Regions from separate parts of the Homo sapiens genome. Here region 2 is linked to region 1. Evidence: read pairs that join two places in POLR2A ChIA-PET (ENCODE). Cell type or tissue: OCI-LY7. All regions are shown on one strand. Each heading gives the region's core, and the rest is flanking DNA. Links, peaks and the distances in the headings are about the cores only.

Evidence for each region. Peaks named below come from ENCODE experiments on the same cell type or tissue, not always from the same donor. Only the 100,000 strongest peaks of a DNase experiment are listed, where the experiment ranks them.
Region 2: POLR2A ChIA-PET joins it to region 1 with 25 read pairs; 3 of 35 experiments call an interaction of 5 or more read pairs at or near these places.

The regions. Positions count from the first base shown.
Region 1 is chr13:30,432,219-30,445,192 of GRCh38, reverse strand. No RefSeq gene overlaps it. Among named protein-coding and RNA genes, the nearest start is that of UBE2L5, 16 kb to the right of the region's middle. RefSeq lists a silencer at 28-219. In OCI-LY7, for the core only: no CTCF peak of the experiment used is centred there; DNase peaks (open chromatin) are centred at 3,772, 4,202 and 6,722; H3K4me3 peaks cover 1,473 bases; H3K27ac peaks cover 5,179 bases.
Region 2 is chr13:30,729,579-30,740,065 of GRCh38, reverse strand. It overlaps ALOX5AP (arachidonate 5-lipoxygenase activating protein), which reads right to left and starts at 4,523. Exons shown (of 5, transcript NM_001629.4): 1 at 4,391-4,523. The coding sequence starts at 4,460. It overlaps LOC124903146 (a long non-coding RNA gene), which reads left to right. Exons shown (of 3, transcript XR_007063743.1): 3 at 7,329-7,544. RefSeq lists a silencer at 1,301-1,492. In OCI-LY7, for the core only: no CTCF peak of the experiment used is centred there; DNase peaks (open chromatin) are centred at 1,285, 1,955, 2,475, 4,535 and 1 weaker place; H3K4me3 peaks cover 4,273 bases; H3K27ac peaks cover 3,699 bases.

The DNA of each region.
Region 1 (12,974 bases), core at 2,885-10,884:
AAATTAGCTGGGTGTGGTGATGCACACCTGTAATCCCAGTTACTCGGGAGGCTGAGACAGGAGAATCACTTGAACTGGTGGGGCGGAGGTTGCAGTGAGCCGAGATATCGCCCCACTGCACTCAAGCCTGGGGGACAGAGGGAGACTGTCTCAAAAAAAAAAAAAAAAAAGGGCCGGGCGCGGTGGCTCACGCCTGTAATCCCAGCACTTTGGGAGGCCGAGGCGGGCAGATCACTTGAGCTCAGGAGTTCAAGACCAGCCTGGCCAATATGGTGAAACCCCCTCTCTACTAAAAATAAAAAATTAGCTGGGCGTGGAGGCAGGCGCCTGTAATCCCAGCTACTTGGGAGGCTAAGACAGAGTGGGACTCTGTCAAAAAAAAAAAAAAAAAGATTCAGACATGAGACCGTGAAACTGACTACAGTCACTATTGCACTGTTTATAGATGTTGCCAGACAGAAAGCCCCAAAGCAGCAGCAGCATAGTACCTTCCTAACACTTGGATTGGGAAATCTAGATTTTAGTAAAATAACTGGTGATACTTACAGAAGAAATGTTGGAGTTAGAGTATGCCATCAAAAAAAAAAAAGGAATCCTAGCCTGAAAGGTATTTAAAAATGCATTCCCTTGCCCTGCCACACACAGCGGGGAACAGGGATGGGGCCCCAGTCCGTGTGCAAACCCAGGCACACCTTCCCCAAAGGGAAGTGGAAAGGTGACAGGAGGGAAGCTGAAGCAAGGATGTCTTGTTCTTCCTGACGGTGTCCCGCATTTGCTGAGTGGGTGCACTCTTGCATGGGTGTAAGTTCTGCAGGACACAGGCGGCTCTCCAGGCAGCACTGACGGGGCTGATGCTTGGCACTTTGGGGCCTATTCTTCCACGAGGACATGGATTCGCTTCCTTGGGGTTCAGCCTGGTGTGGAAAGGAGTACCGGACCCGCTCAACGCCGCAGAAACTGGGACCCTGAGCACACACCCTAGGTCCAGTCTCCTATGGGAAATGGCCTGACAGGGTATGGGACAGAGCGGCCACTGCTTCCTCTGAGCGAGACAAACTTCTCTCCTGAGGCTATAGGGCTGAATGAAGAAAGTAGACTGCTGAGGTAGGCCCCATTCCCCTGATGATCAGGCAGGGTCCCGGGGGAGCTTCTCAGGGCAGTTTTAGCTCCTCTCTCAGCTTTTAATGCAAAAAAGAGAGACAAAACCTGATTGAGAAATGAGCGTAGAGCAGCAGAGCTGTACACAGGAAACTGGTGCAAATGACCGTGACATTGTAGTGTATTTTCATCTTTCTTCTTTTCATTTTTGTTCTGCAACAAAAAATTGTAATGTTTATAGTTTAAATGTTAAGAATTTAGCTGGTGGGCCAGATGCAATGGTTCACACCTATCATCCCAGAACCTTGGGAGGCTGAGGTGGGAGGATTGCTTGAGGCTAGGAGTTTGAGACCAGCCTGGGCAACAAAGTCAGATCTCCATCTCTACAAAAATTTTTTTGAAAAATAGCTGGGCATGATGGTGCACGCCTGTAGTCCCAGCTACTCAGGAGGCTGAGGTTGGAGGATCGTTTGAGCTCAGAAGTTCGAGGTTGCAGTGAGCTATGATCAGGCCACTGCACTCCAGCCTGGGCAACAGAGCAAGACTGTCAAAACAACAACAACAAAATAATTCAGCTGGTATTCAGTAACACATGATACTTAAGTGGTCTGCCTAAAAAAATAAAATAAAATAAAAATACAACCTTTTTAAACAAACAACCCATACAGGTTGACAGGTCAACACTGAAGACTATGAAATCACAAGATTTGCAGTGAATGAGAAGCACAATTATATTCTTCTTCTTTTTCAGTTAAATTTGAAACACGCTTCAGCAAATATGTATGTGTCTTCCAGGTGGATGTTGCATTTCAGGTTTCCTTTCTGTTGCCTACAGTGCTTTAAGTCTGCTAGAAATTCCCTTGAGAGAGAAGGAGATGTTAATGCAGAATATTAAGTCCTCTGCCTATCACATCCATAAAGCCACGCCTACCTCTCTCCCAGGGGCATGAGAAATTGCTTTCGCGTGCTATTTGGAGAGGCCTTGGCGTCCAGAAACAAAGAAAACCAAGAAACAAAGAAAAGTGATACAAACCAATGCCCTCAAGACATAAGATAAGGAAGTACAAAGACCTAAAGAAGCACTGAGTTTTAAGTCACTGGTTTTAAAAAATAATTCAAGTTAAAGCTTTGGAGTCACTGCATTTGTGACGACTCTCACTTGACCACTTGCTAGTATGGGTATCCTTGGGCAAGTACCCAGCCTCCTGTGCCTCAATTTCTCCATTTGTCAAATGGGCACAACAATCCTACTGACTTTATAAGGTTTCACTGGTATGTGTGAGAATTTAATAAAATAATCCATGGAAAATGCCTGCCATTATGCTTGGCATTTGGTGACAGCTTAATAAATCGTTAGCTATTGCTTTCTTTTCTTTTTCTTTTTTTTTTTTTTTTTTTTTTTGAGATGGGATCTCGCCATGTTGCCCAGGCTGGTCTTGAATTCCTGATCTCAAGGAATTTCTTGAATTCTGAACATTGGAATCATCCAGGGGATTGATGCCTGGGTTCACCCAATGGATTCTGATTGACTTGGTCTGGGTGTGGCTTGGGCTTTGGAAGTTTTAAAAGCATTCCTGGGGATTCTTAATGCTCAGCCAAGTTTGGAAACTAATGCTTTTTGGTGTCACCCTAACCAAAAAGGCAAAGCAGATGTTTATAGTTTAGATCAAATTAAGGCAGTATGTATTTTGAGCTAATAATTTGACTCACTTTACTGCATTAACCACTCAAATTAGCCAAACAACTATTTTTTTCACTGAATTTATAAGTTTTGGCTGATTTGACTAATAAATTAAGCAAAAAGTTTGATTCCTTAAAATCATATGGCCACAAGCTCAAGTAAATTAAATTCATTGGGAACCAGCTATGATTGTAGGTATTTTGAACCATTATGATACATTAGGTATGCATTATTTATTTTATTTTTATTTTTATTTTCATTTTTGAGATGGAGTCTCTCTCTATTGCCCAGGCTGGAGTGCAATGGCGCGATCTCAGCTTACTGCAACCTCTGCCTCCCAGGTTCAAGTGATTCTCACTGCCTTAGCTTCCTGAGTAGCTGGGATTACAGACACGCACCACCACGCCTGGCTAATTTTTGTATTTTTAGTAGAGATGGGGTTTCACCATGTTGGCCAGGCTGGTCTCCTGACCTCGTGATCCGCCCACCTCAGCCTCCCAAAGTGCTGGGATTACAGGTGTGAGCCACCACGCCTGGCCTTAGGTAATGGATATTCCATTAACATGCTGATAGTTTTAGATTTATTTGATCAGTTCATCCAGTACAAACTTGATTCTTCAAACTAATATAGCTACAGTCTAAAGGAAATTGAATTTGTTGGGGACCACCTAGGCTTTTCAGTGTAATTTAGAATATAAATTACTATAGGAATACGCATTATTTTATTCCTGCACATTTGCCAACAAAGTGGATGTTAAATCAAAATGCTATTGTTGGAATGAAACTGATGCTGCCTTGTCCTTTGATCTCATTCTGGGGACTTTTGAAGGTGTGTAGGCTGCTATTGGATTTGTACAGCACTATTGGTTTATTACTAACCACCTCTTTTAAAAATTAATGAGCCTGTTGGTTAACTTAGTGCTTCAGGTCACACTGATCCATCAGATGAATCACAAGTGAGGTAGCACTCTCAGGCTCTATCAACTTCCTGCCAACATTTTCCGTTAGAGGCATGAAATGCTAGATTAGAAAAAGGCCCTGGCCCTTGTTGCCCAGAGTTCTGCATCTGGCCACGGACCTGGGGCATCAGGTGCCACTTTAACTAGTTGAGCAGAGCAAACCTTTCTGCGATGTATCCATAGTTGGACAAAACAGAAGCAACCACTTGTCTCCAGACTCTAAAATATAAAACAGTAATCGGGCAATTATATGTGTATGGTTTATTTTCTCCACTGCAGAATAAGTTATTTGTTTATTAGGTATGTATTTATAAGGGGCAAAAAAATGACATCACTAGAACATGGGGAGCATACAAAAGTTATTTTAATTTCCTCTTTTTTTTTTTTTGAGACAGTCTTTCTCTGTCATCCAGACTGCAGTGCAGTGGTGTGATCTCGGCTCACTGCAAGCTCCGCCTCCCAGTTCAAGAGATCCTTGTGTCTCAGCCTCCAGCTGGGACTACAGGTGTGCGCCACCATGCCTGGCTAATTTTTTTGTATTTTTAGTAGAGATGGGGTTTCACCATGTTGGTTAGGCTGGTCTCGAACTCCTTACCTCAAGTGATTTGCCCACCTCGGCCTCCCAAAGTGCTGGGATTACAGGCGTGAGCCACCATGCCTGGCCTAATTTTCTCCTTTTATGAAAAAAGGAGTTTTGGCTAAAGATTGAGTTTTTTAAAACTTTAGCTAATGGTGGTCAAAAAGGTAGAAAGGGAACTAGTATTTAGTCAATGTCTATTATGTGCAAGTAAGCTCTTTCAGTGCATAATTTTCTTCCTTCCTTCCTTCCTTCCTTCCTTCCTTCCTTTCTTTCTTTCTTTCTTTCTTTCTTTCTTTCTTTCTTTCTTTCTTTCTTTCTTTTTCTTTCTTTCTTCCTTTCTTCCTTTCTTTGTAGAGACAAGGTCTTGCCATATTGCTCAGGCTGGTCTTGAACTCCTGGCCTCAAGTGATCTGATCCTCCCACCTTGGCCTCCCAAAGTGTTGGGATTAGAGACATGAGCGACTGTGCCTGGCCCATAATCTCCTTTAATCCTTACAACTCCTCAAATAGATTCAGTCCCAATTCATAGACAGGATAACTGAGGTTCAGGGAGGTAAAGTAATTTGCCCAAGGTTGCATGGTGTGAAGTCACAAAAGTGGGATTTGAGCTCAAGTTAGTCTGCCCTGGGCCCTATGATCTATCCATTATATCTCAGGGTGACCAACCATCCTGGTTTGCCTAGGACTGAGGGATTTCCCGGAAGGTGAGACTTTGTTTTTAAACCATGACAGTCCTGGAAAGCCAGGAGGACTTGATCCCTCTACTTGGTAACCAGAGGTCACTGCTTCCTTAGCAAGCTAGGGAGATTCCAGGCCCTAGGTCAGTGTCTGATGGGAAGGACACACAGGAGGTCTGGATCTCTCACTTATTTCAGGATTAATGTACCCAACCATGCTACATTCCCACTGGAGAAAGCAAGTTAATGGCACTTCCAGACAAATTACGCACTATATCCTTAGATCATGTAGGTCAAGGGTCAGCAAACCTTTCCTGTAAGGTTCATTTTCAGTCTGCAACTTAGGTCTTCAGTGTTGTGAGTTGTAGGGTCTCTATCACAACTGCTCAGCTCCACCATAGTAGTTGGAAGCAGCCATCGGCAATCCAAAAAGAGCGAGCCTGGCTGTACTCTAAGCAACTTACAGTTACCCAAACTGGAGGCGGGCTGGATTTGGCCCACAGATAGTTTGCCAAACCCTGATGTATGTTATTAATAAAGAATCCTTTGCATAGATAATGTATTTTTGAAGAAGAATTATTTCTGGAAGTTACTTTAATTGGGGTACGGCCAGTGGGCAGTTAGGAGCTCTCTTTTGAACTAACCTATTCATCAATTAGCCATTCCTACTATTTTCTTTTCTTTTTTTTTTGAGACAGGGTCTCACTTTATCACCCAAGCTGGAGTGCAGTGGCACCATTACCACCCACTGCAGGCTTGACCTCCCAGGCTCAAGCGATTCTCCTGTCTCAGCCTCCCAAGTAGCTGGGACTACAGGTGCCAGCCACCACACCTAGCTACTTTATATATTTTTTGTAGAGACAGGGTTTCACCATGTTGCCCAGCCTGGTCTCTAACTCCCAGACTCAAGCAATCCGCCCACCTTGGCCTTCCAAATTGCTGGTATTACAGGTGTGAGCCACCACACCCAGCCCTAATTCCTACTATTTTCTACATTTGGACTATGAAATTTGACTTTTCTAATTCTACTGCGAAATCACATAGTGAGTGTGTAAAAGTGATGGTGTGTGATCCTCTTCACAAATTTCTATTCCCTTCCTTATCTGTTGGGAGACATTAGACACATTCATTTGAAAAATTGTTCTTTTCAACCAGTTCTTTTATTTCCATACACCATTTAAAAAGTAATTCCCACTGCATCTACACAAAGTTAAAATATATTAATTTGCTTCAATATAGCATTTTCTTTATTGTGTGCCAGAAAAATATCACGGAAATTTTCCTGTACTGAAAAGCAAATACCGCTTTTCCACTTGGGCAGCCTCTCCCATCCAATCGTCATTCACATACACCTTCATCATTCACTGGGTTCTCACTGAGCACTCCCTCTTAGCCATGCAGGTGCTCACAGATGTACCCCAAAGAGGAGCGGCGTGCAAAGCAACATGTCTTCAAATTCAAAAGTGACAGTGGGTTTGAGGACAAGAGAGGGGAAGAAATCCAAATTTAGAGGAAGAGTAGCAAGTGGTAAGGCTTGGGCCCAGGAATGAGCCAAGCGCAGGCGGGGAGAATAAATAGATTAGCTCAGCAACAGAAGAGGAGCCCAGCCTTTGGAGACTACAAAGGGTCATAAGGAGGACACAATTATTAAAGTAATGCAGAAGCCACTGTAATTTCTCAAGCAGGAAACTGACAGTGACAAAAATGGTGCTTGGCCAGGTGCAGTGGCTCATATCTGTGATAAGTTAGCCAGGTGTGGTGGCTCACACCTGTAGTCGGGAGGCAGAGGTGGGAAGATTGCCTGAGACCAGGAGCTCAAGGCTGTAGTGAGCTGAGTTCATACCACTGTACTCTAGCCTGGGCAACAGAGCAAGACCCTGTCTCAAAAAAAAAAAAAAAAAAAAAAAAAAAAGCCAGGTGCTGTGGCTCATGTCTGTAGTCCCAGAACTTTGGGAGGCCAAGGCAGATTGATCGCTTGAGCCCACAAGTTCAAGACCATCCTGAGCAACATGCCAAAACCTCATCTCTACAAAACATAAAAAAAAAAAACATTAGCCAGGCGTGGTGGTGTGCCTATAGTCCCAGCTACTCAGGAGGCTTAGGTGGGAGAATCCTTTGAGCCTGAGGTGAAGGCTGCAGTGAACTGAGATCGTGCCACTGCACTCCAGCCTGGGCAACACAGTGACACCCTGTCTCAAACAATAAAAAATAAATGGTGCTTTAGGCAGCGTGTTCTGTGGTTTCCCGGCCATTGGAGGTAAAACACTCACTGGGGCTGGGTCACCATGGGGCAGGCAAAATGGACATTAAGGTCAGGGTCCAAGAAGATTCCACAGGAATCAAGAGGATGATGGTAGTGTCACCAATTCCAGAACAATTGAAAAGATGTGGTGCTCATTTGAGAAAATGGTTTGCATCTTTAGCCTGTGCACATGTGATTTTAGGCTAATTTTCACACGGCCGTCGAGAGACTTGAAAACCTCTAGGTATTTTCATGCTCCTAGAGTGAGGATGTTCTATGGGTGGGTAGAGGTGGGTTATCTGTGTGGGTTTTATGCACTCTTCTTTACAGAGAGGTGGTAGCTGAACCAGGTAAGGAGCTTTCTGTCCTTTCTGACATCTGTTTGCTTAATGATCTCTGCCTACACCCTGTAGAGTTTGAAAAGCAACGTACTAGAACCATGTTTCTTCTGACATACGCTGGCTGTACAATGCACACGCTTTCCGACAATATCCACATCAGACACCTCTCTGCTGATTCTAGGCTCCCAGACTGTGGCTTTTGATTTATCCTGTGAATTGCCTGAATTGCCAGCTCTGGCTAGGCTGGCTTCTGAGCACAGCTATCATCACTCAGGCTGCTGTTCTGTCGCGGCTCAGTCTGTTTTGTCCGTACCACACTGGTTGTCGAACTGTTGATTGGTAAGCTTGCACTTGACTTATGAGAACCAGCTCAAACTGCTTATGACCCTAAAAGAGATTCACTTAAAGAAGGTGCTATGACAATTAAGAATACATCAACACACACTTAGATTAAATATTTAGATAATGCATGCATTAAGCAAAGCACTGTTTTAGTTTGATGATAAAATCAGGATCAGCTAGTCACCTGATAACATTTCATAGCTGCTTAATTTATCAATGAAACTCACTGACTTCAATTTTCCAACCCTACACTTGTAAGAAAGACATTAATATTAAAGATTGTAGTGATACCCAGTAGAGGAGAAGACAGTAATAAATAATTAGCTCCTTTATGCTTCAGTTGCTTTCCTAAATTACTTATGAAACAGCAACAAATACTACTAGTGCCATTGGGAAAGCTGACATTATCCATTTCTTATTTAACAATGGAGTCATTAAAAAAGGAAAGAAAGAGGAAAAGGAGGCTGGGAGTGAGAAACTCATTGTATTTAATACAGATTCTGGTATCTTTTTTTTTTTTTGAGATGAAGTCTCATTCACTTACCCAGGCTGGAGTGCAGTGGTGCAATCTCCACTCACTGCAACCTCTGCTTCCCAGGTTCAAGCCATTCTCCGGCCTCAGCCTCCCAAGCAGCTGGGATTACAGGTGCCCACCACCATGCCTGGCTAATTTTTGTATTTTTTTAGAAGAGACGGGGTTTCAGCATGTTGGCCAGGCTGGTCTGGAACTCCTGACCTCAGGTGATTGGCCCACCTTGGCTTCCCAAAGTGCTGGTACTACAGGCGTGAGCCACCGTGCCCGGCCAGATTCTGGTATTTTGAGAGGCTGCATGTTTGGCTGAAGGATATCAAAAGCTACTAAGCAAGAGAATGGCATTTGTTGTTACCAAAGTAAACAATTTTTATTTCTGTTTTCCATATGCAGGCATATGAGTAAAGAAAACATGCCACATTGTATTTGTACATTTTGGGAAAACATGTAGCCTTATAATCATCATAATATGAAACACATCCCTTATGCGATTAAGTGTTTCATCACTGCTCTGGGAGTTCTGCATTAACAAAGGAGATGGAAATTAGTGGTTCTGAGATATTTCAGTTCCAGTATGAATTCTGATACGGTCCAGATTGAAAGAACCACACCTAAATTGTCTCAGTTATGTGAAAATTTATTTTATAACTGTTTCCAGAGCATGTGGTTCAAATATCACAACTTATCAAATATAAACCTCATTGCCAGGAAATTTTCCTTGAGGCAGACTGAGATTTTTTAAATTTTCTGATCTCTCTAGGGATGGCAATGTCTCCCGTCCTCCATAATCTCCAAGATTTTTTCTCTCTGTCCAAAAGAGGAAAGCTTTGGTGGAGACAAAATCCCTGTCCCCAGATAAACATGCTCAAATGAATACCTTTCCAGAAAGTTCAGATAAATTGAGAGTTCAGATCAAAAGTTCAGATAAATTGAGAGTATTTTTTAAGAATTGTCATTTCCTTACACTCTGTTAACAGTTGTGCCTGCTAGATAAAATGTTTACAATAAACTTTGCAAATCTCCATATTTTGAGAAATCATTTGTGGCATTAAGACTGGAAATAGAAGAAATAAATGAAAATAAGAAATCATTGATAATGTCTATGAAGTCCTCAACAGTGCTTGGCACACAGTATGTGCTCAACAAATATTATAGGTGTTAGCATCATCATATTATTTGGGAATATTTGTATTTAATGAAAAATGGTACATATATATATTTATAAATGTGAACACATATTTATGTACAGAATAGGTATATATAAACAGAAAAGAGTCTGTCTTTCCTAATTGCCAGAAGTAATCTTTGCTTGTGAATTAATTCATTGCTGTTTGCTATTATTTGTTCTTCTGTACAGAGAGTTGGAAAGGAGAGCATACTAGCAGAGGTGTGAAATGGCTCATTTATTTGCATTAATTATTAACTTTGAAGCCTCACCAAAATTGTTCTAATCTTAGCATTGAAGCAACTTTGGTCATTGATGAAATATCTAATCAATGAATTAAAGTCACAAAACATGCTAAGAATGCCACTGTTACCACGTAATAGTGGAATGTGCGAAGGGACTTCAGACATCATCCAGCATAATGCCTTCATTTCACAAGTGAGTAACCTGGGGCCCGAACAAGTAAGGGGACATGTCAGATGGGTCATTCCAAATCTGGACTTTTGCCTCCATATCCAGGCTCTGGCCAGCCACATTATCTGTAAGGCTTTTTACCCTTCTATAAAAACTAAGTCTGGCCAGGTACGGTGACTCACGTCTGTAATCTCGGCACTTTGGGAGGCCGAGGCAGGTGGATCACTTGAGGTCAGGAGATTGAGACCAGCCTGGCCAACATGGCGAAACCCCATCTCTACTAAAAATAGAAAAATTAGCCGGCATGGTGGCTCACGCCTGTAATCCCAGCTACTCAGGAGGCTGAGGCAAGAGAATCACTTGAACTTGGGAGGAGGAGGTTGCAGTGAGCCAAGATCGTGCCAGTGCACTCCAGCCTGGGTGACAGAGCGAGACTCAGTCTTGAAAAACAAACAAACAAACAACAACAACAACCAAAAAAAACCCAAAAAACACAACCAAGCCAAGTCTATCTGATCATGTGAGTCTGTGTGACTCCATTACAGTTGGATTGGCCTCTTGGGGGTGATGGCCTCAAATACTTCTCAAATACAGAGAAAACAAGTTGATTCTAAAATGATGGAAAAGAAGGGGCCCCCACAAGCATCTCTCCTTCACCTCACCTTTTCTGCTTTGCTGTTGTGGATATCCAAAAATATATGGGTGTTCAGGTATATTACCTCACTTTAGGATTAAAAAGTCCATTGTTTTACTTTTGTTTTCTGAGTTTTTTGTTGGTGGTGGTGGTGGTGGTGGTGTTGGTGGTGGTGGTGGTGGTTTTTGGTTTTGTTTTTTTCCAGAGACAAGGTCTTTCTCTTTTGCCTAGGCTGGAGTGCAGTGGTGCCATCATAGTTCAATGCAGCCTCAAATTCCTGGGCTCCAGTGATGCTCCTGCCTTAGCCTCCTGAGTAGCTGGGACTATAGGCATGCACCACTATGCCTCACTAACTTTTTTTTTAGTTTTTTTAGAGATGGGGTTTTGCTATCTTGTCCAGGCTGGTCTTGAACTCCTGGCCTCAAGTGGTCCTCCCACCTCAGCCTCCCAAAGTGCTGGGATTACAGGTGTAAGCCACTGCACCTGGCCACCAAGTATATTTTTAAATGAGGTTTATGAAATAGGTCACGGAATACTTTCTCATATCTAAACATAGACTTTTTAGTGATAATTGGTTATTGATGAGTTCAAGAAACCACTTGTCTCTGATTCTCATGTTCTAAATAGGTGGTCCAGTTGTGCAAATTAGCCTGAAACTACATATGCACAGCCTAAAATGGGGTAAGGGTTGGAGGCTCCTCAAAGGCAGGGTGTAGGTCCCCTTTACAGTTGTATCTCCAGACCCAAGTGCAGCTTTTGGTCATTGGACGTGTTCAATAAAGTTTGTTGGACAACTTAATGAAAGAGTAAACAAATTAAATTTCTGGTTCTCCAAGCTTTTCTTTTTTGTTTTTTTTTTTTTTTTTTTTTTTTTTTGAGACAGAGTCTTGCTCTGTCGCCCAGGCTGGAGTGCAGTGGCGCGATCTCGGTTCACTGCAACCTCTGCCTCCCCAGTTCAAGTAATTCTCCTGCCTCAGCCTCCTGAGTAGCTGGGACTACAGGTGCCTACCACCGAGTCCAGCTAATTATTGTATTTTTAGTAGAGACGGGGTTTCACCATCTTGGCCAGGCTGGTCTTGAACTACTGACCTCGTGATCCACCCGCCTCAGACTTCCAAAGTGCTGGGATTACAGGCATGAGCCACCGCACCTGGCCCCTCCAAGCTTTTCATGGTAATAGAAGAGTATCTTAATACAGAAACAGGCATTTGTGTTTTCTTTTTTCTTCTTTTTTTTTCTTTTTTGAGATAAGGTCTTGCTCTGTCATCCAGGCTGGGATATAGTGGCATAATCATAGTTTGCTGCAGTCTCAACCTCCCAGGCTCAAGTGATCTTCTCACTTCAGCCTCTCAAGCAGCTGGGATCACAGGCATGTGCCACCATAGTTGGCAAACTTTTTTTTGTATTTTTTGTAGAGATGAGGGTCTCACTATGTTGCCCAGGCTGGTCTTAAACTCCTATGCTTAAGTGATCCATCCACCTTGGCTTCTCAACGTGCTGGGATTACAGACATTTGTGTTTTATGAAGTTGTGTCTCTCAAACTTGATGGTCTAGTGGCTACTTTGGTGAGTCCGAAAAATCAACCAAACAAAAAAACAGAAAACAAAAAACCCTTTTAAATTTTTCTAACCTTTTCTAATAGTCACTGCATAGCATCTTCCCATGTGTAAAGGCATATCCTTTGAACTTTAGAGGGTGACGTGGGCATGAGTCTCTGTACCTCATGGATTCCTCAGAATTCTATGTGATTCTGAAATGTTGACCTATTTCTCTTGCTAGTGAGCAAGAGAAATACTGAGGCCAGTAAACTAGCTGTCTTAGCGCCTCACCTCTTCTGGACATATCGCTGGTAAAGCCCATTTCCAAGTGTCTTGCACTAGTGGAGATGTGTGTTGTATGGTGTCCTCATCAAGAAAAAACACATGTTTGCTTGCTGAAATTTTGGACAATTTCCTTCTAACAAAGGCCCTTGCCTGCCTGTCTTTAAAATCCCAGCCTGGGGTAGGCACGGTGGCTCACATCTGTAATCCTAGTGCTTTGGGAGGCTGAGGCGGGATGATCACTTGAGGCCGAAGTTCGAGACCAGCCTGGACAATATAGTGAGACCCTGTCTCTACAAAAAATGTTTAAAAGAAATTAGCCAGCATGGTGGCACATGCCTGTAGTCCCAGCTACTCTGGAGGCTGAGGCAGAAGGATCATTTGAACCCAGGAGCTCAAGGTTACAGTGAGCTATGATCATGCCACTGCACTGCACTCCAGCCTGGGCAACAGAGACCCTGCCTGTAAAATAAATAAATAAATAATAA
Region 2 (10,487 bases), core at 1-8,000, 300 kb before region 1:
AAACGTTAGGCCGAAGAGGGGGATATTACAGCTGACACTGTAAACACAGAAAGAGCAGGCACAGTCTAAGTGATTTTAGGGAACAGCACCAGGACTGCTGGGTAAAACGCATAGGGCTGCAGATTTCAGCTCAACATAAGAAAGAACTTCTTGAGCAGGGAGTGCTTGAATGAATGAATTGGAGGCAATATGCATGGAGCAAGTGTCTACTCTCTAAAGTCAGATGATTAGGTTTTAATCCCAGCTTCACGACTCCTGACCTTGGGACTTTCAACCAAATTCTCCATGACTCACTTTGCTTATCTGTAAAACAAGAATAAATAATAGTATGTATTTCTAGGCTGGTTTCATGCCTGTAATCCCAGCACTTTGGGAGGTCGAGGCAGGAGGATGACTTGAGGTCAGGAGTTGGAGGCCAACCTGGCCAACATGGTGAAACCCTGTCCTTACTAAAAATACAAAAATTAGCTGGGCGTGGTGGCACATGCTTGTAGTCCTAGCTACTCAGGAGGCTGAGACATGAGAATCACTTGAGCCTGGGAGGCAGAGGTTGCAGTCAGCTGAGATTGCGCTACTGCACTCCAGCCTGGGTGACAGAGTGAAACTGTCTCAAAAATAACAATAATAATATATATATCTTTATTCACTTGCATACACTTATAAAGACCTGTCTTTGTGCCAGGCAGTGTCCTGGGTGCAGGGGAATAAAGCAGGGAACAAAATAGGTACAGTGAAGGAAAGGTCAGCCTACAGCGGCCCCTCCAGTCTCTGCAAAGGCAGTTGCATGAGTGGGTGAGTGCAAGGATTAAATGGTGCAAAGATTATATGAGATAAAACTAAGCACAGCAGGAAGCGCCATTCTTCACACAACGCAAGCTTTCAATCCATGCAACAATAGGAAAGGCAAGCTTGGAAGTTTGTGAGTTTTCCAAACACTGCAGTGTTCAGGAAGAAGCAGCCGGTGGAGGCGGTGGAGGGGGGTGGTTGGGGGTTACTGTAAGGAAGATTCCTGCTTTGGGGGAACTTCATGAGTCTATGATTCTGCTTCTAGAGCCTGTCAAATCCCAGGTTGGATGGCAAAGTCTTCCAATACGGTGCTTGTGAGGTTTCTTGTGAGTGTGTGTGTGTGTGTTGGGGTGGAACTAGTAACAGCAGCTCCATTTCCCTCCTTAGCACTATGCTCACAAACCCTTATGATTGCAGGGCCATAATGTCGCCAAAACTTGGAGGAGGCTGCCTCTCTTGGGGGAAAGAGGCCGCTGCTAATGCCTGCCAGCTCCCCCTACAACCAGAGCAGATGTGGAACAGCCTCCTGCGGGAGGACATCCTTCCTCTGCCATCACTAAGTGTAGCTCAGGGGCACTGAGCCCCTCCCCTCAGCTCACATTTCTTCCCAATCACTTTCTCCAAATACAGTATGTGCTTCCCAGGTTTGCATCATGTCTAAGCTGCTGGTACCTAGGCAGAAGAAGTTGGAGGCTCTCTGCCTGCTACTCATAAGAAATGCGTCTGTGTAATTAAAACTTGCCCTAAGCCCCAAACTGGGGAGACAGATTTGAGCCCAACTCCTGTCTCCTTGCTGGCCAGCCTTGCAATAAAGCCTTTCTTTTCTCAAAAGCCAATGTCATAGTATTGGCCAATGAGCCCATTTGCTATATTCTCTGGGAAACCAAGTTTTGATAGTTCTGGTCCAGGTTTCTTAGAATCATGTATTTTAAACTCGTTCTGTTTTTCCAAATCTGCATTCTGCTGGATCAAGCTGGAAAGGGTTACAAATTTGAAGATCTTGATGACTAAAACATGTTTGAAAGGCAGAGGAGGACATTGCACCAGGTGGGCCAGCTCTGCCCAATCACAGAAAATCAGGCTCTCAAAGTATAGAGAGAGTGCAGAGCCCAACCCAGTCATGGGCGCATGTGGAACTGTACCTCCTTGTCTTGGGACACAGACTGTGTACAGTGCCTGGTAACACCATGGAAATCTTTTTTTAACTAACAGGAAATGTTCAGAATGGCATTTTGGGGTATGAGGAAGAAGAAAGGCAGGGTTTTTGCATATTTTTTTGAACTCTGTAAGGTAGGTCTATGGTTGCAACATTGAGGTTAATTAGAATTGCAAAGAGAGGCTTGGACATACATCTGGATCTTTGTGATTGCCTAAAAACTCACAGTTAAAAACAAATAGTTGTGTTATCTCCTGAGTTATTTGAATGTTTTGCCCCCTCCATTGAGAGCTATACGAGGGGCTCTTCTGTGGTTTCAAAGGGACCACAGAAACTCCCTTCCTGAACACAGGCAGGACAACTGTGCAAAGTCACTCTGACCACAAATTGCCTCAGCTGGCTCCTAAGGGGCAGCTGTGACAATGGAGGGACAGAGGCAGTGATGTGCAGGCCATCACACTCCAGCCCAAAAAATTAGCTCCCAGCTGGTCCATTCTAGTGTCTCTTCAACCAGGAAGCCCCCAGCACACTCATCACTTCCGGGAACTCTGTTAGTGAGGCCCCTGTGCCCTGTGGTCTGTAAAAAGTCTAGATCTCCATATTGTGGCTGTCAGGACTCAGACATTTGGCCATCTTTAATCTTACCTCTACCTCCCACTTGTCCCACAGAAGAAGACTTAATCCTATCTGTCAAAAAGAATTCGAAATCTCACCACTCACCTCAATCTGAACAGGGTTTGCTAGACCATGATGGCAAAGTCCAGGAGAAAGCCCTGGGCAGAGCAGGGCCAGTTCCCTGGTGCACCTCCATTAGGAGAGGTGAGGAGAACCTGTCCTTGAAACAGAGAGCTCTGAAGCTTCCCACAGTTCAGCTCTGAATTGAGAGGGAGCTGGAGAGAGTGAGCTCAAACTTCGTAGCTGGGTTCAGCCCCAACTGCACAGGCAGGGAGGGGGCACAAGGTCCCCTGTCCACCGATGCTCCTCAGTTTTATTGATGGGTGTCAGGGGAGAGGCCAGAGGGGAGATCCTTCCAGAGCTGAATAAGTGCTAGCCACCTGCCCACCCATACAGCTACCTTTGCAGAGACTGCAGGCATTGCTGCAGGCTGACCTGTCCATCACTGTAGCTGTTTTGTTTCCTGCTCTATCCGCCTGTACCCAGAATACTATCTGGGCCAGAGCAGGGTCTCTGTACATGTATGCGGGTTGAATAATGGAATCCTTGCCAATTTACAGGGCCAAGGGAGCCCTGTGTGAAATCATAATGGCTCAAGAAAATGGTGGCCTAAATAAGCCATTTGTTCCCTCTCTGAGCTACAACTTTGTTGTGTGTAATTTAGTATAAAAATGTTTGGGTCAGAAAGCCACAAAGTGTAGTTCTTGTAGAAAACATACTTGGAGTGTGTGAAGCTGAGCCTTTCTGGTGCAGAGGCTGAGGGGGAGGCTTGCTCTGTGCCCAGAAGGCTACATCACCAGCATCTGTCCACACTCAAGATGGGGGAAAATAGAATATCCCAAAGTGATTAAATACTCAAAGTTCCAAAAACGTGACAGCATGTCAATGTTCAGTAATCACCATAAAGCTACAGCAGCTGCCCTTAGTAATTACTCTTTTTTTCTCTATCTTAATAAATATAAAACACAAAGCCACTGGAGATAGTTATGAAAGTGGTCTGAGGCAGCCCTAACTCAGAACTTTAGGAAGACAGCTCTACACAATTCTCCCTTTTCCAGATCTAGGTATCCTGCTTGTTTTTTGTTGTTGTTGTTGTTTTTAACTAATAGCAGGAATAATGGAAATGCAAACGCTGAACAGGACAATTTTCCTCTCTCTCTCTCTCTTTCTGAAGTATACACTGCATATGAAAAATGCTTCCAAAATTATACGTGCTAGAGAAAAAGAAGGTATCACCAAAAAAAAAAGTTTCTTCAGGAGAAAAAAAGAAAAAAGTAATATAGAGGAAAAATAATAAGATGATTTTTTCTACGCACCTCCCAAAATCACTTTCTTTTTAGACTGCAGATGACTGGTAACTTCAATTGCACTGCAGATGTTAGAAAAGCCCAGTATCTGAGTAAATGTGTATATCATGTTCCCTTTCTAGTCTTCTCACCTTCCACCCCTTGCCTGGCCACATTAATTAATAGTTAAAATGCTGATCATAGACACTTCGGTGAGGGTTTTAGCAAAACCTTCAAGTTGCAGCCCTGGCTCTAAAAATGGGACTGGTAATCACCACAAAAGTGAAAGACTAAGAGGAGGAAAACCCCAAATTTACACAGAAATACACACAACCCTATACATTCAAATAAAAAGAAGAAAATAAAGATAAGGTAAAAGTGTTTGTGCATGCGCACACACAGACACAATTGTTTAAGCCTGACTTCCAAACAACCATCAAAGAAAATCTCCCCTTCTGTTCTTCCCTGAGTGAAGGGCTTTCCTTACCATTCTGGACCACGCTGATGAGGGTGACGATGGCCAACAGGACAACATTGCCTACAGTTTCTTGATCCATGTTTGCTTCAGGCTCCCCAGAGAGGACTGCTCTGCCTCCAGCTGCACAACCTGCCCTGTACAGGAAGGGGAAGTGAGAGCTTGCACTCTTTCATCATTACAATTTCTGAAGATCCCCGGCACAATTACACAGTGCCTTCTTCTTCCTTTTTTTTTTTTTTTTTTTTTTTTTAACTAACCACCAAAATGCCCTGGCTGTGGTTCAGTGTGTCCCACCAGGAGAAGCAGGGCTTGGCAGAGGAGCACGCAAAGCCAGCACACTCTCCTACATTTCCTTGTCATGGGAAACTTCCCTGAGAGTCTCCAGAATGAATCCTGGACCCAAGACCATGACCAGCACGAGCCCAGCACAGGCACCAGAGAATCTGGAAGCTGCCATCATCTCTGACTTCAGCAAAGAGAAAGAAGGGAAAGTAAACCCAAAACTTTCAGGTCAGACAGAGTGGCATAAACCTGTAACCCCAGCATTTTGGGTGGCTGAGGTGGGAAGATTGCTTGGGCCCAGGACTTTGAGGCTACAGTGAGCCAATGATTATGCCACTGCACTCCAGCCTGGGCAACAGAGCAAGACTGTCTCACACACACACACACACGCACACACAAATGTAAAATGAAACTTTAAAAAAATGTATAGAACACCAAAAGATCTGTGCCCCAAATACTGTCCTTCTTTTTTTGAATTCCAAGAAAAAAAGTGAACACTTAACACACGGTAAGTAGCAGCCACATAAGGTTTGAATGAAGGAAGGAATAAATGGCAGTGGGGAGGGACAGCTGATATCTCCATTTCTTCAGAGAAAAGTAATAAAGGGAATTCATAAATTAAACCAAAGAATTCAAACCAAACCAAAGAATTCAGGTAAAAGGCAGAAATGGAGTTACAGATGATCCCTAAGGGAAATTCCCAAAGGGAACTGACTTTTCTGAGGCAATCGCAGAAACACCTTCCTGGAAATTCTTTTCAACTGAATAAGAGTAGAGTGGCTGTGCTTTCTGAGAAAGTATAAGAGTGGACCTGCTGGGTGGGTGAGGTGGCTGCCTGGTATTCTGCAGCTCAGATCAGTGTGAATGGCAATCCCTCTGAGGTTACATGGAAAATGCAAAATACCTGCAATCTTTGTCCCAGACTTAGCTATTTGGCATTGGTTAAGAGGTGCTTTTATCAAAACTTCACTTTGAAAGGGAACATGGACCACTGTAACTAGTGGCAGCAGGGAGGGCTGCATCTCGGCACGGAAGAGGTCAGTGTAGGGGAAGATATTGCTCCCTCATAGGTACAGTGCCAGAGGCCCGCTTCAATGCCCTCGGTTCAGCTGAGAGAGAAAGGCTGATGAAGGCAGCGTGCAGAGTTGTGTGCGGGGAAGCCAGCAGCCAGGGCTGTCGGGCTGGTCATGACACACTTGGGTACTCCCTGAGTACCTAGGGCACTTTGTAGAGTATAGACTTTATATTAGCCAAGGCTCTCCAGAGAAACTGAACCAATATATAAATAAGTCTCCTCATATATATATATTGCAGATTTATAATAGAAATTGGTTCACATGCTCATGGACACCATGAAGTTTCATGGTTTGCCATCTGCAAGCTGGAGACTCAGAAAAGCTGCTGGTGGAGACCAGTCTGCATTCAAAGGCCTGAGCATCAAGGAGGGCAATGGTGCAAGACCCAGTCTGAATCCAAAAGCTGGAGAACAAGGGGCTCCAGTGTCCAAGGGCAGGAGAAGATGGAGGGCAATGGTGCAAGACCCAGTCTGAATCCAAAAGCTGGAGAACAAGGGGCTCCAGTGTCCAAGGGCAGGAGAAGATGGATGGCCCAGCTCAAGAAGAAGAGGGAATTTGCCCTTCTGCCCGCTTTTTGTTCTATTCAGGCCCTCAGTGGATTGATGACACCCACCATATTGGTGAGGGTGGGAATTCTTTACTTAGTCCGCTGATTCCAGTGCTGATCTCTTTCAGAAACACCCTCCCTAACACACCCAGAAAAAAACATTTTACCAGCTACCTGGGCATTTTTTAGCTCAATCAATTTGACATAAAATTAACTACCACAGAGTTATTACAAGATTGGTTAGGGCTCAGCACTTGCAAGATTTGTATATTCACCTTAGTGAGATCCAATTCATACCTGCAGTTTGGTAAGTTTCAGGGGATGTTTAGGTTTTGGTAGCCAAGGAGTTTGAACCCCATAAAGCGTTAGCTCTTCTAACACTTACATCTTAGTGACAATGCATCAGAAATGAAGGCCAGTCCTCTTACAAAGTATTCCAGTTGCAAGCAATAGAAACTTAGCTCAAACTAGTTTAAGCAAAAAGGAGAATTTATTCACTCAAAGAGTCTAAAAATCTGACAGCTGAAGTTGAAAAGAACAGAGATGTGGTTAGGCCTTGGAGCTAGAGAGCTTTCTCTCTCTCTCTCTCCCGCCCTTCCTCTCTTTTTTTTTTTTTTTTTTGAGACGGAGTCTTGCTCTGTTGCCCAGGCTGGAGTGCAGTGGCGCGATCTCAGCTCACTGCAAGCTCTGCCTCCCGGGTTCACGCCATTCTCCTGTCTCAGCCTCCTCAGTAGCTGGGACTACAGGCACCCACCACCACGCCTGGCTAATTTTTTTTATATTTTTTAGTAGAGACGGGGGTTTCACCGTGTTAGCCGGGATGGTCTCGATCTCCTGACCTCGTGATCTGCCCGCCTCGGCCTCCCAAAGTGCTGAGATTACAGGCGTGAGCCACCGCGCCCGGCCCCCTCTTTTTTCTCTCTCTTCTGTCCCTTTCTCTCTCTCTTTCCCTTCTCTCTACCTCTGTCTCTGTCTTTCTTCCAATCTCTCCTCTCGCTCTCTCTCAGCTTCTCTTAGCATGTCAAACGTATTCTCTCTGCAGACCTGTTTCCTGGAGACATCTTCACCAACTGTGGAGTTTTACATTTTACAGCTTCCATCACCTGTCAAAGACTGACTTCTCTCATCTAAACTCTTAGGACAGCCTCATTGGCCCAGGCTGCCCGGGTGTCCATTCTTGGAGAGGTCAACCAGATGGCAGGAGAATGAAGACCCTGGTAGTTCTCACAATTATCATGTGGCAGAGGGGGACTGACTAATCCCGCAAATAAAAATTGGGAGGAGGGAGTGAGAAGTGTATTCACTCTTGCACTTGACTGTCCAATAGTTATAATCCCCAGATTAAAATTTCCAGTTTTTAAAGAAGTTTCTCTATCCTACACGCTTCTGTCTTTTAAACTCATCCCAATCTGCCGGCACATGAAAACAGCACCCACGGGGACCAACGTGGTCAGCCCCCACCATCACTGGAAACCTTCCGGGCTCCGTGGAACGCAGGGACCCCACACCTTCTGGGGCCCCACACCTTCTGGGGCCCCACACATGGGAGAAAAGTCCAGCCATTCGCGCTTTAGAAGGTCGAAAGGCGCCTGGCGAGAGGTGCCGGGCACCCCGCTCTGAGCTCCTTGGAGTCACCCCCAGCCAGCGCGCAGAGCACGTGCAGAGGCCCGGGGATGGAGGGAGTCCACTTCACCCGAGAAGAGCGTGTTAATAGCCGAGACGGCCATTAAATTACAGCGCGCACATTAAGATTCTGGCTGCAGCTGCAGAGGAACACTTATCAGAGGTGAAGCCTTTGGAAATGCCATTCATCTTAATAGAGAGCTGCTGAGACAGAACAAAAAGACAAGGGGCACCGGGAGAGCCGGGGAGGGGAGCGCAGCCCGCCCTGCCTGCCCGGATTCCCGCAGAAGACCGCCTGGCCGCAGTCCAGAGCAGCCCAGAATCCGGAGCCGCTGAGCGGCTGTGTCGTGGGGACCTAGTCTGTACTGGGCATTGTACCCAGAGCCTCACATTTGCCCCTCAGTGCAACCCTCTGAGGGACAAATTACCCCCCTCCCATTGCCCAGAAAGTGAAACTGAGGTTCAGAGGGGTTAAAAATGTGGTCAAGGGCCTGGCACCGTGGCTCACGCCTATAGTCCCAGCACTTTGGAAGGCCGAGGCTAGAGGATGGCTTGAGTCCAGGAGTTGGAGAACAGCCTGGGCAACATAGCAAGACCCCCAACTCTACAAAAGTAAATTAGCTGGACGTGGTGGCACAGACCTGTAGTCCCAGCTACTCGGGGCTGAGGCAGGAGGATCGCTTGAGGCTGTAGAGATGGAGGCTTCAGTGAGCTGTGATCGCAACACTGCATTACAGCCTGGGCAAGAGAGGGAGATCCTGTCTTAAAAAAAAAAAAAAAATGTGGTCAAGGCAAAGACCCACATAGCAAGGAGCAGAACAAGGGTTCAAGCCCAGGCCGGTCTGGCTTTAAAGTCTGGAGTTTTAATCACCCTACGTGCTGCTACCGGAATCGTCTTCAGAACCTGGGCTCCCTGGTCCTTCTGCATTTGTACCTGGCAATCCCCTCACAGGCTAAAGCACTGAGCAATGGCCCCTCAGCCCTGAAGAGAGATTCTTAGAAAGGAAAGAAAGGAAGACATATACACTTCACGGGAAATAACATATCCCCACGACATCTGACCGTTAGCAAAGGTAACTTTACAAGAAATATCCCACAGCGACAGGGCTGCGAGCCCACCCCTCTCCCACCCATCCCCTGCTCCCAGCGCTCTCCGTAATTATGCATATGCTGCACTGATCTGTGTGTGACAGGTTAGTTAGACAAATATGCTGGGAGTAGGCAAGAATAATTAGCACATTCATTAATTAGAGTACTGTTAGTAGTTTGACTGTGAAGGACAACCATTTGTCAACAGAGATCAGGACAGCTGGGGCCAAGCAGTGACTCAGGGGGGCAACAATTCAGGGACGCCGAGGCTCTGCCCAGCTGCTGTTAAAAATCCTAGGAGCTGTGCAGACACTTCGCATCAACATGCCTCCATCGCCATGGCAACGGGGCCACTATGCCCGGCTGTCAGCCTACAACATTCACATAGCCTTCATCCTCACTTCAGGGTGCACGTTGCCATCTCATGACATCTCTTCCCTCCACTCCCCATTCAGGGTTGCCCTCCCTGTTCATTAGGACAAGGATTGACTGGTGGTGAGGGAGAAGGAGCAGGAGGTGGGGTCTGTGCCAGGCAGGGCATAGAGATACAGCCCAGGTCTACAGGCTGGAATTATGGATGGTTACACAACAGTTCCTTTTCATTTCAGTCAGTCTAAAGAATATTCAGACCAATATTGAGCTGAATAGTAAGTGATACGAACAGAGACCAGGCATGGTCTGTTCCAGATGTCACATGCCAATGGTGTCTGTGAGAACCAAATCAACCTGGTTAAAGTGTTGTTTCTCCTTCCCTGGCCACAATCAGGTGGGCTTTCCTTCCATGAACAGCTAGCTCATGGTTCTGAACAGAATTGAACTAAATTGAGATGAATCCTCATGCCATTCTATAGCTGAAGAAACAAAGATAGTGAATTTGCTGTAACCTCATATGCTATTGATTAAACTTCACACATGCTCAGAGTGCTTTACAGATATGACCCTCTTTCTCTAGAATCTTAAGTTGTAAGCTGATCATATCTGCGCTAAGCGAACAAATAGAAGACAAAGTCCATAGCCATTCACACAGACAGATAGCAGGAAGCCAGTGTAGTATCCGCAAAACTTCTTCCTTTTCCCATCACAAACTCACACCACACAGTATATTGCTTATGCATTTGTACGTAAATGAAGCAAATGACCCATGCATGTGGAAAACATCACGTAGTGTGTTGTGTAAGAAAACAAAGGTTAAGGCCGGGCACGGTGGCTCATGCCTATAATCACAAAACTGTGGGAGGCCGAGGCAGGCAGATCACCTGAGGTCAGGAGTTCAAGACAGTCTGGCCAAAATGGCAAAACCCTATCTCTACTAAAAATACAAAAATTAGATGGGCATAGTGGTGCACGCCTACAATCCCAGCCCCTCGGGAGGCTGAGGCAGGAGAATCACTTGAACCCAGGAGGCAGAGATTGCAGTGAGCTGGGATCACGCCACTGCACTCCAGCCTGGGTGACAGAGCGAGACCCCATCTAAAAAAAAAAAAAAAAA